Regions from separate parts of the Homo sapiens genome. Here region 1 is linked to region 2. Evidence: read pairs that join two places in POLR2A ChIA-PET (ENCODE). Cell type or tissue: A673. All regions are shown on one strand.

Evidence for each region. Peaks named below come from ENCODE experiments on the same cell type or tissue, not always from the same donor. Only the 100,000 strongest peaks of a DNase experiment are listed, where the experiment ranks them.
Region 1: POLR2A ChIA-PET joins it to region 2 with 6 read pairs; 2 of 35 experiments call an interaction of 5 or more read pairs at or near these places.

The regions. Positions count from the first base shown.
Region 1 is chr10:29,495,302-29,497,801 of GRCh38, forward strand. The region is part of intron 18 of SVIL (supervillin); the gene reads right to left. Among named protein-coding and RNA genes, the nearest start is that of MIR604, 49 kb to the right of the region's middle. RefSeq lists an enhancer at 1,057-1,558. In A673, a CTCF peak has its summit at 1,270 (motif pointing left); DNase peaks (open chromatin) are centred at 280 and 1,260; H3K27ac peaks cover 746 bases.
Region 2 is chr10:28,728,898-28,731,397 of GRCh38, forward strand. No RefSeq gene overlaps it. Among named protein-coding and RNA genes, the nearest start is that of LINC01517, 14 kb to the right of the region's middle. In A673, no CTCF peak of the experiment used is centred here; a DNase peak (open chromatin) is centred at 1,364; H3K4me3 peaks cover 899 bases; H3K27ac peaks cover 1,276 bases.

The DNA.
Region 1 (2,500 bases), 770 kb after region 2:
TGCAGGCACACACACACACATTTCACACGTACCACGACTGTGGGACAACCAACTGCAAACGTAGACTGGATTTTATTATTTCCAAGGACTGTAGTGGCTGACAAGCCGATATTCCAAAATGAACGGTGGAGACGTGGGAAAACATGTCCATGACACGTTAACTTGGGCAAATGCAGCTGTGAGTTCTGAGGCCCTTCGGAGATGGCAGGGGCAGCTGAGAGTGCATTGGTGCCATCTGCAGAATGAGCTGTGTCACACTTGCCAGCAAGTGGCCCCCCGCAGTGGAGCTCTCCTCCAGGCTGAGGGGAGGGAGGGACAGTGGCCCTGGGGACATGACACAGACAGTAACCCAAGGAGGGCCAACCTTTCAGAAGAAATTACAGACCAGGGCAGGTCTGGACCGACTGTGCGTGTTGGAAGTCCTGTCCATCTCCCGTGTGGGCAGAAACAGGAAATGCTTTTCCTAGTATATTTACCGAGAAGCAGAGTGGGGAATCTTTAAAAGGGCAAGTGGTGAGAGACACATGAAAGGGAAAGGGAGGAATTCCTGCATGGAGAAAGTATCCAGCTGGAAGAAGAAAACTTAGTAAACAGAAGGATGAGTATCGCTTCCCTAATCTAAGTGGAAGGCATTGGAAAGAAAACTGATTAGTGCATTTACAAAAAAACAAAATGAGATGTGAATGTTCTCTGTACTCATTTGTAATAAATGTGAAATCCTTAGATGACATTGCCACTTAGATGACAATGCATCCCTGGACGAACAACATCGAGAGGTTATGCAAATCACTATCACAAGGAAAACCAAGGGAATAAATGATTCTGCCCCTTCCTCCTGTGAATGGGAGAAGTATTATAGCATTAAAAAATTTAATAAAAAAAACCATTAAATGGTTTAAAACTCAAGTTTTAGTAATATTCTACAAGTACGTCTCATTATATACATATATTTGATTGATGGTGTCAATAAAAGTTTTAAAATTTGTTTCAATTGCCAGAACTGCAAAGGGTTTCCATCCATGAGAAAGTAAACTTTCTTGAAAGATGATAAATAAAATCTGGTATCACAGGGTGGGGAGGGAAATCTTTACTCACTAGAAGGATGCTTAAGAGAAGAGACATCAGAGGAGTTCATTAGCACAGAGGCCGTTAACTCCGCAGCTAATGAACAGGACTGACTCTGAAGGCTGGTTTCCAAAGCAACCGGAGAAATCCATCCGTGTCCTGGCCGGTGCCGGGCAAACCCCGCTGCCATGGCTCCCCCTGCTGGCGGTTCAGGCAGTGGCACTATGCAAACGTGCTCCCCACCTAGCTAAGGATCCTTAGGGAATGAATGGCTCATGGCAGGGAGATGCAAATTACAAAATGTTAAAACAAAACAAAGATCTCCCCCATAGCTCTTTTCAATGAATTCTAGGTACAACAACCAGTCACCTACTCTCTTCGGGAACATTTTCACAGATGTCAATGTGGACAAGGGCAGTGGCATTTGGTAGTAAGAACCCACTTACAAATAAATTAGGGTTTTTAAGGTGGAAGAAAGAAAAGAAACCAAAGCGGAAAGTCATCAAGATAAAAGCCTGGGCTAGAAGCTGGAAAACCTGAGGTCTGGTTCAAGTTCTCAGTTCCAGTTCTACTTAGTCACCCTGCACCTAACGACGTGCTTCTGTTAAAGAAGGGTTGGGGCTCACGTTAAAGGAGTTTAAACATGAGTATCCAGTTCTGTGATCTGATGCAGAAAATTGGCAAATGGTACCTCATTCTGTGAGAGTAAATTATATTTTCACCATTCCAAGATAAGGTAAGAATAGATTTGTTAGAAAGGATTCCCCACTAAGATTTGAGTTAATCACCATTCAGGGATTTCCCACGTCTCGCTCCTTCCCTTCCTTCTACAAACATTCATTATATACCTATAATGAGTTAGGTACTCTTCATAAAAGTGTGGATTAAAGGTTCTGAGAAAAAGAAAAGCTAAGCCTCTATATTTGATGACAAGATGTTAAGAACAAGTGAATGTGAAAACGTATACCACTATGATGGGAAATCTGCTTTTAAATAATAGCTTAGAAAGTGATGGTATGTGCATATAGGTGACAAAGGGAACCCAAATTTTAATCATTTCCTGCAGGATATGAAATAAAGCCCCAAACACTCTTATGAAGCCTCAAAGCTCTCCAGTAACTTTACTAACCAAGTGATATGTAAGTCAGTTTCATAAATTTTTGAATATAGGCATCAAATCAGTTCCAAGAGCTCAGCAGCAGAAGATTGCAGCAGGGACATCCCACTGCCTAGGAACTGAGGACATATTTTAGACATCTATTAAAGCATATCCGGATTTGGCTTTGGTCAGTCAGAGAAATCAGGTTTGATGGAGAAGGACCTAGGAATTAACCTAAAAGGAAGAGGGGATAAACTTCTTTATTGTGAAAGGCTGACTTAGGGTACATGGTTGCCAGGTCAGAAGGAAATGGAAACAATTTAAAAGTAATTATGG
Region 2 (2,500 bases):
CCATCTCTACTAAAGATTTTTAAAATACATATTTTGCCAGGTGTGGTGGTGTATACCTGTAGTCCCAGCCACTTGGGAGGTCAAGGGGGGAGGATCGCTTGAACTCAGGGGTTCAAAGCTGCAGTGAGCTATGATTGCACCACTGCATTCCAGCTTAGGTGACAGAGTGAGACCCTGTCTCTAAAAAAATAAATAAATACAAATAAAATAAAATCTAGGCTGGGCACGATGGCCCACGCCTGTAATCCCAGCACTTTGGGAGGCTGAGGTGGGTGGATCACAAGGTCAGGAGTTCGAGATCAGCCTGGCCAATATGATGAAACCCTGTCTCTACTAAAAATACAAAAATTAGCCGGGCGTGGTGGCAGGCACCTGTAGTCCCAGTTACTCAGGAGTCTGAGGCAGGAGAATTGCTTGAACCCCGGAGGTGGAGGTTGCAGTGAGCCGAGATCACGCCTCTGCACTCCAACCTGGGTGACAGAATGAGACAAAACAAAAAACAAAAAAACAAAACAAAACAAAAATCTAGATGCTTTAATTCCTACTTCAATATTATTTTTCCTACATTTCCAACAATAAGGAATATCTAGAATGGATTGGTGATGCTTGATGAGTCTCTGGTTAAGATTTTCAAAATAAAATCTGTAGCATAGAATGAAACATTGAGTTTGTCCACAGGAACACGGCTCCAAGGGGACCTTTTCCTTGAAAGATCTCTGGAATGTTCACTTGCCCTAAGAAGGAACATCTCTGTTGCTTGTACATCAAAGAAAAGAAGGGAAAAGGAAAGAGGAGGCCAGGCATGGGGGCTCACGCCTGTAATCCCAGCACTTTGGGAGGCTGAGGCAGGCAGATCACCTGAGGTCAGGAGTTCAAGACCAGCCTGGCCAACATGGTGAAACCCCGTCTCTACTAAAAATACAAAAATTAGCTGGATGTGGTGGCACAATTACAGCCTGTAATCCCAGCTACTTGGGAGGCTGAGGCACGAGAATCGCTTGAACCCGGGAGGCAGAGGTTGCAGTGAGCCAAGACCGCGCCATTTCACTCCAGTCTAAGCAACAAGAGTGAGACAAAAAAAAAAAAAAAAAAAAAGAGCAAAAAAGTCGTGGCTCAAGGCAAGATCGGGTGGTAAATAAGAGTTGATCTGGATTTAGAGCTAAGGTCCTTTTGAGAATTTTCTCCCTGAGGCCGCAGTTGAAGATTCATTTTGGGGTTGCCCTGTTCAGCAAGGAGGCTCTGAGGAGTGCAAGGGTGTGGGGACTTCTAAGAATGTGTTTTTTGAGTCAAAATAGAAACTTTTCCTTACATTCTGACTCACAGGGGATTAGAAGGTAGTGCATGGATTAGACGAAAATGCCTCAGTTAAGAATTTAATCCTGTTAGGCAACAGTAAGTCACTATTTTTAAAGGGTTTTGTGCCAAAAAGTAGAAAGGAAAAAAAAAAGTGGCATCCACAGTTTGCAGGAGATAATTGTTTCTAAAGAGCTGCTTGCTTGAGGCCTCTTGAATGCTACATTTTCTTCCAGGTTCTTCTAAAGAGAATAATGGGTTTAAATTGGGGGTGTGAGCGCTACCTTGGCTAGGGGTTACCAGTGGGGCTGTTTTGGCTTCAGGTGATGCCCAGGGCTGGAGCTGGAAGAGATGAGAGGAGCCAGGAGTGAGGGATTCTGGCTTCCTATCCTGTTGTCAGAGTTCAGTTATGCAGGGGAATGAGACAGAAAACGAAACCAAATGTTTACACTGATTTTGACTTTGTAGACTTGACAGTCGATTAAAATCCGTCCAGTGCCTTTTTCCTTTCCTTTTCCTTTCCCCTTTCCTTTCCTCATTCCTTCCTTCCTTTTTTTTTTTTTGACAGAATCTCGCTCTGTTGCCCAGGCTGGAGTGCAGTAGCGCAATCTCAGTTCATTGTAACCTCTGCCTCCTGAGTTCAAGTGATTCTCCTGCCTCAGCCTCCGGAGTAGTTGGGATTACAGGCGCATGCCACCACCCAGCAAATTTTTGTATTTTTAGTAGAGATGGGTTTTCGCCATGTTGGACAGGCTGGTCTCGAACTCCTGACCTCAGGTGATCCCTCATCTTGGCCTCCCAAAGTGCTGGGATTACAGGCATGAGCCACCGTGCCCGGCCTGTTTGCTTGCTTGCTTTCTTTTCTTTTCTTTCTTTTCTTTTCTTTTCTTTCTTTTCTTTTCTTTTCTTTCTTTTCTTTCTTTCTTTCTTTTTTCTTTCTTTCTTTCTTTCTTTCTTTCTTTCTTTCTTTCTTTCTTTCTTTCTTCCTTCCTTCCCTCCCTCCTTTCTTTCTTCTTTCTTTTCTTTCTTTTTTTCTTTCTTTTCTTTCTTCTTTCTTCCTCTCTTTCTCTCTCTGTTTCTCTCTCTCTCTCTTTCTCTCTCTGTCTTTTCTTTTCTTTTCCTTTTCTTTCTAGACAGAGTTTCACTCTGTCACCCAGGCTGTAGTGCAGTGGCATAATCTCGGCTCACTGCAACCTCTGCCTCCCAG